2 separate regions of the Mus musculus genome follow, and region 1 is linked to region 2. The links are chromatin contacts, found by Hi-C or POLR2A ChIA-PET in ENCODE. All regions are on one chromosome and are shown on one strand. Each heading gives the region's core, a stretch centred on a gene start or an enhancer-like site at or near the end of the contact. The rest is flanking DNA. Distances are from core to core; before and after follow the strand shown. Region 1 holds the start of Atxn3 (ataxin 3). Region 2 holds the start of Trip11 (thyroid hormone receptor interactor 11).

Region 1 (4,991 bases), core at 502-3,001, 45 kb before region 2:
GGTCCTGTACAAGAGAAGCAGCAAATGCTCTTAAGGACACACCCATCTCTCCAGCCCTTCTAAACAGCAATGACTCTCACCTCACAGCTTAAAACAGCTTCTGAAAACTCCAGGCCTGTCATCTATCACTCTACAGAAGGACTGTCTTAGTTAGGGTTTTACTGCTGTGAACAGACACCATGAACAAGGCAAGTCTTATAAAAAAAACAACATTTAATTGGGGCTAGCTTACAGGTTCAGAGGTTCAGTCCATTATCGTCAAGGTGGGAGCATGGCAGCATCCAGGCTGTCATGGCGCAGGCAGAGCTGAGAGTTCTAAGTCTTCATCCAAAGACTGCTAGTGGAAGACTGACTTCCAGGCAACTGGGGTGAGAGTCTTAAGCCCACACCCACCGTGACACACCTACTCCAGCCAGGTCATACCTATTCCAACAAGGCCACACTTCCAAATGGTGCCACTCCCTGGTCCAAGAATATACAAACCATCATAAGTACCTTTAGTTGCAGAGATATTTAAGCTCAGTATTTTCTAAATTAAAAGCCTTTTCTTCTCTTCCCAAGACCCTACTCATTCTGTAAAGTATTTCTGGTTGGAGTATCACTTCTGCTTTACATGGTACCTAGAGCAGAAACCCACAAGTCTTTCCTAACAATACCCCCATCCCACCCCAGTCCCTCATCAAAGTCTTCTGTTTCCTAAAGCTTCAAAGTGGTCTCTCTCCATTCTCAAATCACTACTGGAGTCCTGACCACCAGAGTCTCTTCATTTCTCCCCAAATGCCTTTCAAGTATTGTTCCCCAGTGATCCTCTAAAATCCTAATTTGACCCCATGTCTCTAGTTTTAAAAATCTTTAACCGCCTGTAGCTTTTTTTTTTTTTTTTTTTTTCCCGGTAGGGAGGTGGTGGACAGGGTCCTCCTATGTAACCCTGGCTACAGGCTGGCATAGAGCAGCTGTCCTCCAACACAACATATGCCTTCCTTACCTTCAGGTACAATGAGCCTTTAGGAGACTGGGCCTTTGCTACATTGAAGAACCTAAAATGGTTCCACCATACAAGATACAACGCCCAATACAACGCTTAATCTTTGTCAATCCCCCCCTCCCCACCCCCATCCCCTGCGCGAGCCACTCAATATTTTGCTGGATTTTTCACTTCCTCACCAACGCTTCCTCCTTCAGAGATGGCGTATTTACCCCAGGACCTGATATTCATTCCAACAGCCAACTATGTTGGACAGTGTGCTGTGCTAATTTCTTCGTACCTACATTTCTTTATTTGTATAATATTACAAAAGACACACACACATCAAAAAATGCCGTATTAAATTGCGCTTACAACTGGACTATTCTAAGTCAGTCCTAACTAAACATTAGCTATAGTTTTTACACAAATATTAGGTATGTGGAGAATGCCTCTTCTGGAATGAAGTCTTCAGTGGGAGAGGAGTTGCTCACATAAAGATGAGGAGAAAGGACCAAAGAAGGTGGAGATGGAAAAAAAAAAAAAAAAGAAAAAAAAGAACCTAAAACTTGGCTGCGAGGATTCTCTTCTAGAACCCTAGAATCACAAGATTGTCCCGCGTAGAGAAGTTCCTCCGCACAGCAGGCGGCGCCGCAGCATCACGCTTGCCGCGGGGAGGACCAACGCCGCCCAGGTCACGTGTCCCGTGCTCCCGGGTTCGCGTGCCTCGTGACGTGCGCCCGCAGTAGTGATTGGTTGGCGAGAGGCACGTGGCTAGGGCGGGGCGGACCGGGGCTGAGGGGTGGGGCCGGGGGCGGAGCTGCTGGAGGGGGCTGCTCCGCGCCGGGGCCGTTGGCTCCAGACAAATAAACATGGAGTCCATCTTCCACGAGAAAGTGAGTGTGGGCGTTCGGTGGGGAGCCGTCCTCGGCTCGGCGGCGGGCGTGGGGAGCAGCGACGCCGCTTCAGGAACTCAGGCGGGGCCCGAGCGCCCCCATCCCGACCTGGCTGGGTGAGGGGTGCTTCCTGCCTTCTCCCCATGGCTCCGCTCGTGAAGCCTCCCGCATGCGTTCCCGGCACCCTCGCCCTAGAAGACCGGGCGGGTAGCCTGGGCATTTCGGGGGGCTTCACCCGGAGGATTAGCGCGGGCGTTCCTTGTCCACTTGCCACACCTTTTCGGGTTTCTTCTCTCTTCTCTCTTAGGGTCTAGTCTAGCGAGTCGCCTTTTCAGCACCTGGCGGACCCTTCCCAACTCCACCCACGCCCCCTAACCTGTCCTCTGGCAGATCCAACTTTCTCTCTCAACTCAGTTCTATAATGGAATGCTCCATGCATTTAGATCTTGATTATCCATCCCACGTCTTTCTGCAGTTGTGACCGTGGCTTTCCCATTAAAGGGCCTGACACTTCGGAAGTAAAGTAGGAAACCCCGGAGGGAAGTCGTCATAAGAGTTTTTATTACGGGGATGTTTGGGTTGTTCTCCCATTTTTCCGGACCAGGAGGCCAGCTTTGTTTTTAGGTATTATGGATAGATTAGAATCGTTCTACTGTGTGATTTGGCTTAGTCTCTTCCTCACCTTAATTCCTAAGTGACTACGCTTAAAAGTATTGCTGTGACATCTTGAGAAACTGGTCTATGTTCGCATACAATTATCAAGTCATTTGGGTGTTTCTCGGACAACCATGTTTCATAATCATTTTAGGTTTGGAGAGGGTTGCTAGTTGAGACTATTATTTCGTTGGGAGCAAAGGCCTTTGTTTTTATCACTTGTAAAGGAGCATTGACTCATAGTGTTTAAAATCCACGCACAACAAAAAGACAAAAATGATGTGAATCTAAGGACGTTGTTAAATGAAGTGCTCTTAAGAAGACATTTTGAGTGTTTTGGAACTGGAACAAGTTAGTTTGTGACAGGATTTCTTGTAGCCCAAGTTGGCTCCAGACTCCCATCGTCCTGTCTCTGCCTCCTGAGAGCTGGCTGGGATGATGGCCACGTGCTATGACTGAGTGAGCTCCCCCTCCCGGCCCCCTCCCCACATTCATTTGTAATTAATTTTCCAAAGGTTTTGGAATAAGACCCATTTTAAACATGTTATATTTTGAACACTGTATACACTGCTTCATGAGACTCTTGCCATTCATTCTATTTAAAAAAAAAAGTTACTGTTTGTGTGTATGTGCTGGTGTGGAGGTCAGGGAGGACTTTATAAAGTTCTCTCTTCCCAACTTGGTGTGAGTTCCGGGTGTCTCAGGCTCTTAGCAAGCCCGTTTACTCACTGAGTCATCTCTAGGGTGAATGAAAAAAGAAATGGGAAGGACATGACTTTTCCTAGGGATGGCGGAGGAGAAGGTTTATTAAAGAGATTTGGGAGAGCAGAGCCAGGGGCAGACATATTTGGGAGAACCCAGAGTGGTCTTGACCCTGAGGGGAAGGGAGAAAAGGGAAGGAAATACAGCAGCCAGGAGCCAAAGTTGCAAACCATACAAAAAGAGGGTGGGTAACCAAAATGTATGGATTACATAGGCAAGAGCCACTAGGGGAAGGGCAGCATAGTCCATGCTCTGGAGAGTTCAGGGTAGAGGGCCGGGTATACCAGCCATACCCTGTAACAGGAGGGACTAAGGGATGCTGGGACAACCTGGAGGCCAGGTCCACTTCCATATGTTAAATAGGTACCTCAGCCACTAAGCCTGGGATTAAAACTTAACATAGGGCACTTAAACAATGCATTAAAAAATTATTTTTGGCCAGCAATGGTGGTATACCTGTTTTTGATATTTTATTTATTTACATTTTATTTATTTATTTTGGTTTTTCGAGACAGGGTTTCTCTGTATACCCTTGGCTGTCCTGGAACTCACTTTGTAGATCAGGCTGGCTTCGGACTCAGAAATCCGCCTGCCTCTGCCTCCTGAGTTCTGGGATCAAAGGTGCACGCTACCACGCCCAGCTATTTACATTTTAAATGTTATCCCATTTTCTGGTTCCTCTCTACAAACTCCCAATCCCATCCCCCCCCACCCTCTGCTTCTATGAGAGTACTTCCCCCCACCACTCCCGCCTACCCGCTCTGGCATTCCCCTACACTGGGGCATCAGGCCTTCACAGGACCAAGGGCCTCTCCTCCCATTGATGCCCTACAAGGCCATCCTCTGCTACAGCTGGAGCCATGGGTCGCTCCATGTGTACTCTTTGGTTGATGGTTTAGTCCTTGGGAGCTCTGGGTGTGGGTGTGGGGTCTGGTTGGTTCATATTGTTGTTCTTCCTATGGGGCTGCAGACCCCTTCAGCTTCTTCAGTCCTTTCTCTAGCTCCTCCACTGGGGACTCTGTGCTCAGTCCAATGGTTGGCTGTGAGCATCTGCTTCTGTATTTGTCAGGCACAGAGAGAGTTTTAAGATAGCCAGGGCTATCCAGAGAAACTCTGCCATTAAAATCCAAAAAAAAAAAAAAAAAAAAAAAGGTGTTTGCCAGGGTACTGTGTGCTCCTAGTGCCCACTAAAGCCAGAAGATCTGGAACTGGAGGAACTGGAGTTAAAGAGGCCACGTGAGCAGCCACGTGGGTGTGAGGAATTGAACCCAGGTCCTCTGGAAAAGCAGCCAATACTCTTTGTTTTGTTTTGTTTTTTGAGACAGGGTTTCTCTGTATAGCCCTGCCTGTCCTGGAACTCACTCTGTAGACCAGGCTGGCCTCAAACTCAGAAATCTGCCTGCCTCTGCCTCCCAAGTGCTGGGATTAAAGGTGTGCGCCACCACCGCCGGGCTAGCAGCGAGGACTCTTAACTGCTGAGCCATCTCTCCATCTCCCCCAATACCTTCTTGACAGTACTGTTTCTCATTGGAGCAGATTTCAGTGGAGGTGACTACTGAATTGGTATATGCAAAATGCTAGGCTTACAAAGTGCTTGTGAGTAAGCATGGAAGCCCGAGTTCAGATCCCAGTGTGTGTTGTATTCACCAATACTCGAGGCAGGGAATGGACAGACAAGTGGGTTTCTGGGTGCTGCCCCGTCAGTCAGTCCAGCT
Region 2 (5,340 bases), core at 2,258-4,757:
ACTATGTCTGGGCTCTGATAAATTTTTAAAAATTATTTATTTATTATATGTAAGCACACTGTAGCTGTCTTCAGACACCCCAGAGGAGGGGGTCAGATCTCATTAGGGTTGGTTGTGAGCCACCATGTGGTTGCTGGGATTTGAACTCAGGACCTTCGGAAGAGCAGTCAGTGCTCTTAGCTGCTGAGCCATCTCTTCAGCCCCTGATAATTTTTTTTAATGCATGTATATTCATGTTTGTGTGCGTGTATGTGTGTTCATGTGGCAGTCAGAAGACAACTTCAGGTGCTCTCTTCAGGAAAGCCATACTTCTTTTTTGAGGCAGGGTATCTCACTGACCTAGAGTTTACCAGTTAGGCTTGCTTGGTTGGTCAACAAGCCCCAGTGCCCTTCCTGTCTCTCCAGCAGCGTGGCACATACTTATGCTACATGACTTACCTTTTTTATGTGGATGTGGTAGTCAGACTTAGGTCCTCATGTCTGTGAAGCAAGCATGTTGCTTAACTGAGCTATCTCTTCAGCCCAGTTTTTGACAGTCTCCTCTCATGATCTCCTATTTTTTTTTTTTTGAAGTACATTCACGATAGCATACTACTTATCGGGGTATAACATTAAGGATCTTGGGCTATAAAAAAAAAAAAAAACCCTGAATGAAGTTTTAGAATGGGGGGGGCGGTTCTCAACCCCTTTGGGATTGGATATCACATATCTTTCATATCAGATATTTACATTATGGTTCTAGCCAGATTCCTAACAGTAGCAACATTACACCACAACATGAGGAACATGAGGAACTGTAGTAAAAGGCTGCAGCATTAAGAGGGTTGAGAAGCACTTATTTAGATGTTAGCCCAAATGTTATCATTCATTTGTCCTAAAAAATGGTGCAAATCTTACATTTGCATCTTCTTCATTAACTCCATTGATTTTGTAGCACATTGTGACTTTATCGACGTGTGTTTACTGCTCTAGAAGTGGTGAGGCCTGGAGAATGGAGCTGTAAAATGAGGCAGACTAAAATCTCACGCAATAGACAACTTTATTCCGGTCTTCAGACATCATACTATGAAGATTAAGAGGCACATGAGCAAAGTGTACAGTCAATCACAAGGGCAAGCACCATGCAAGAACATGTGTTTTTCCCATAGAGGCTTTTAAATAAATACCAACAGCCAGTTGCAATGAATAATCTGAAGTAAATTCACTCAATGCACTACACCTGGGAGGCACACATAAGCACATTCCAGTTCAGGGGTTTTGAGGAAGCTGAGGTCATGTAAATGTCACTCATTTCTTCAGATGAAGGGATGACATGAGAGCTGTAGCCAAGCTGTGTGAATACAGGGCTTGGGCTGAGCCCAGAGTGTTTGCCTGTTCTATCCCTAGGCCTAGGCTAGGAAGCTTCAAGCCTCTGCGTACAATCTAATCTTCCAAGCTGACTGATTCAGTCTTCTCTTGGTTTCTGACTGAATTGCTCTGCTTGGCTTTATACTTCACTTTGGCAACATGTTCTAATCTTCTGGCTCCTTCTCATTCTCTGGCTCCTTCTGTCATCACTTGTGTCTAACCTGTTTCTGTAAAACCATCCTGGTAAAATCTCCACACACACCTGTCTCCCTGTCTCAGTCTCTGTGTCTCTGTCTCTCTCTCTCTCGTAGCCTCTTTCCTCTGCTGTTCTGTGAGTTGGATGTATCCTATCTCTGACTCATTCTGTCAAATCTTTCTCTGGTTCGTCACATTGTCCCTTAATTAGACATCACTTTCAAACAAGGCTGCTTCCTTCTACAAACTTGCCTTATCTTCATGTTAGGGATTAGAGGTGTGTACTAAGGGTGTGTCTGTATTCCAGCCAGACCATACTGTATTCCAGGGTTTTTCTGTATTCTGCCCAGTTCCTGTGGGCTTAGAAGATCTTTGGATGTGATCCCTTGTCAGAGCACCCATGGTGTTGGATTAAAATTCCCCTATAAGGTCATGAGATTCTGGTCTTGTCTTAGAGTTTTCTCCTAAGCACCCAGAATTCTCACAGGATTTCATTCTTGGACCATGTTCCAGCAGACACGGAGCTTTAGAGGATTTATACCTACAGAAAAAAGGAGATTACAGTTGCTAAACTTTTCAGTCATTCATGAACCCAACTAAATTCATGTCACTCATCACTCATCATTCTAGACGGAATAAAAGCCAGAGTCCTGTTCATGGGCTACTGGGCCCTTGGGACTCAACTTCTTCATGCCTTCTGGGTCCATACTTACAAATATTCCCCAATTCATTCTTAAGCCATCCTTGCCTTCTTATAAATTCTCAAAATTGCCAGGGGCCTCCAGCCAAAGGGACTTTATTATACTCAGTTATGTCTTATTGTCTAGATAAGCTATATGGGAGCGCCCCCCCCCCATAGCTGTATCTCTCACTTGCTCATTTCAAGTCTCTATGCAAGATTATCTTATTGTGGAGTCCTCAGCCATTTTCTACATCCCCAGGGCTCAACCTACTGTGGCATGCCCATACTCTCCTTACCTTACCCTGTTTTACTTTCTCCCTAACATTCCCTAGTGCCCAGAATTAACAGTAGACATGTTAAATCATTTGACGACTATATATACTACACTTAAAAACACTGTATTGGGCATGATGGTACATTCTTGTAATCCAGTACTCATGAGGTAGAAGCAGAAGGGTCATCAGTTCAAAACCAACCTGGATTATAGGAGAGCCTATCTCAAACAAGGGCTGAGGATGTGGCTAAGCCGAAAAGCCTCAATGCCTGTACAAGTCTCTGGATTTGATCTTCAGCACCAAAAATTCTCCATCATTCAAGCTGAAAGTGTAGCTCGTCAACCCCACCCCCAATGACAGTGTTCTGGCCTGCTGCTTCTCTTGGGTGTGTGTCTTTTCTTCATTTTCTTGTCTTCCTTACTACTAGCCACGTGTCTCTGTCCAATTCCTTGTTCTGGGACACGGAAGCTGAAAAACCCTCGGAGGCAACCCCTAAATTCAAATAGATATCTGGTGAAAATTATTCAGAGAGGGATCATTTGAGAGGCGGTCATGGGATCCCACAATCCTTTAAGTGCATGGTAACTGAAAACAAACACCAAAACAAGGGTTTTCTGCCTGGACATTTGAATTGCAACCCGCTTTTTCAGCTTTGTAGCCTCGTTTCCAACCCTCTGGCACGGATGCTCTTATATCCGCAGACGCTGGATAATAGAGTAATGCAGATGGATTGAGGTTGCTTCCCTGTGGGGTGGGACGACCCTATCGAATCCTAGCGATGCAATAGCTCTTGTAGACAGGATCAGAAGGCACTGTCAAGGGTTACTTCCTCTTACAAACAAAAGCAGCTGCGCAGGTGGGAAGAGCCACCGCCGCCGCCACTGCCTTTTCGGTCTCCACCTAAAGTTCCGCAGGTTACGCGGAAGTCACGGATCTGGCTGGCCCATTTACTTGGTCCTCCGCGATCCCACGGTCCTTCGCGCCCGGGACGCCTCTGGCAGCGGCCCTTCTACGCTATCGCGAAGCTTCTCTATGGTCACTGCCGCTTTCCCGGCAGTGTCATGGCGGCCGGCGTTGAGTTGGCAGGACTGGCCCACGAAACTGAGGAAAGTCAGTAAAGCTGAGAAAGAAGTAGTGCAGCCGCACGGCGGGAAGCCGTGGGAATGAGCAGAGGCCTCGCGGGGCCCACGGTGTCCACAACGGCGAACCCTTGGTGAAGCGTCAGGCCGGGCCTCGGCTTTCTGACGCGGCCGTTGGTGGGAGTGCCGTGTCCTGCGAGTCCTCAGCGTCTGGATCCGCACCAGCTTCGGCGTCCAGGGACATTTGGAGAGGACGTGTCCACCCGCAGCGATGTCGTCCTGGCTCGGGGGCCTCGGCTCCGGCTTGGGCCAGTCTCTCGGTCAAGTAGGGGGCAGCCTGGCTTCCCTCACTGGCCAGATTTCGAACTTCACGAAGGATATGCTGTTGGAGGGCACGGAGGATGTGCCAGGTAACAGCTGGAGCGAGGGCGGTGGGGCTCGGTTGGGATCCACTTGGTTCCGGGTCCGGTCGGTCGGCAGACGCGGACGGGTCCCGAAGGAGTCACTCCACGCTTTTTTCTCTGCTCTCCTCCCTTTACCTCCGTAGCCGCTTTTCCAGCCTTCAGGACCACGGTGGAGAATTCTGGACCTCTCCCCTCATTGAATACGCTGGATAGCTCAGCGAAGTGGACCTGCTGTTTCTATGCCGAATAGGGTTATTTGGGTGGCCCATGCCTATTACTTACTTCGCCCATAGTTTGGGGGCTGATCTCACTTTGATCCTATTCCTTTAGTATGACAACTAAAGTATGGCAATTGCCCTCCTTCCCCCCAAATACTTTGTAACATTAATTACTCAAGATTAAACACTTGATCTGGCTTTAGCACGTTGTTAGGGGAATAGGGCTGTTTTTCTATTCAATTGTTTTCTAATTTTGCTCATCTTGAAGACACTTTGCAGCTGAAAACGTAGTTTTGTGTAGGATGGCACATTCTCCCATACTTTTGGAGAACTTTATCTTTTGAGAATCTTACCTACCTTTACTCACTTTAAAACTTGAAAAATATTGTGGTGTCTCTGTCTGTCTGTCTGTCTGTCTCTCTGTGTGTGTGTGTGTGTGTGTAAATGATGCACATATGCATGAGTGTCTACCTCATCGCCCGTGTGTGGAGGCCAGTAGACAACATTGTGGAGTTCTCTTTTCCCCTTTAGGTGGAATTTGAGGATGGAATTCCTTTTACTTTGCTTGAACGACAAACACCTTTACTCACCCATTCACCTGGCCAGGCTCCTTCCCTTATTTTTGAAGTCATCATCTTGCCGTCCTAATGAATAGTGACCTAGAATTCGATTGTAATCAGTGGTTAGGTTAATTACTCTTCCGATTTCTTGACATTTGTTAAGCAAGGAAGTGAGGAGATCCAGCCTCTAAGAGCACTGGCTGCCCTCTCAGAGAACCCAGGTTCTATTCCCAGCACCCAGTGGCAGGTAGCTAGCTCACAACTTCATTCTGTTTTCAGAGACTCGGGTGTCACCTTTAGGCCTCAGCAGGCAGTAGGCACCCAAATTGTGCACAGACACACATCCATATCATAATACAATAATAATAATATATACTTTTAAAGTTTTAGTCAAGGTTTGCAGTGTAGATTAGGGTGTCCTGGAGCTGCCAGTCTTCCTGCCCCTGCCTCTCAGTGCCGGCATTACAAGTGAGTACCACCACGCTAGGACAGTCTTATTTCTTTATAAATGAACAGCTTACTGTTCTGGTTTAATCTGTGGGAAAGACTAGCTAGAGATTGAACCCAAGGCCTCATGCAT

Evidence for each region. Hi-C counts contacts between places; a loop is a spot of excess contacts on that map. ChIA-PET counts read pairs that join two places held with the same protein, here RNA polymerase II (POLR2A).
Region 1: a loop to region 2 is called in a map of left cerebral cortex, with 8 times the contacts of the local background. The contact joins the promoter of Atxn3 here to the promoter of Trip11 in region 2. A Hi-C loop is called at or near these places in 10 of 37 maps with a recorded cell type or tissue (gastrocnemius, heart and left cerebral cortex). POLR2A ChIA-PET finds 5 or more read pairs at or near these places in 3 of 5 experiments (Patski and embryonic stem cell).

The regions. Positions count from the first base shown.
Region 1 is chr12:101,955,003-101,959,993 of GRCm38, reverse strand. Atxn3 (ataxin 3) reads left to right here and starts at 1,751. Exons shown (of 11, transcript NM_029705.3): 1 at 1,751-1,860. The coding sequence starts at 1,837.
Region 2 is chr12:101,911,338-101,916,677 of GRCm38, reverse strand. It overlaps Trip11 (thyroid hormone receptor interactor 11), which reads left to right and starts at 3,507. Exons shown (of 21, transcript NM_028446.1): 1 at 3,507-3,988. The coding sequence starts at 3,850. It overlaps Gm20036 (predicted gene, 20036), which reads right to left and starts at 4,011. Exons shown (of 2, transcript NR_152255.1): 1 at 2,701-4,011; 2 at 1,025-2,083.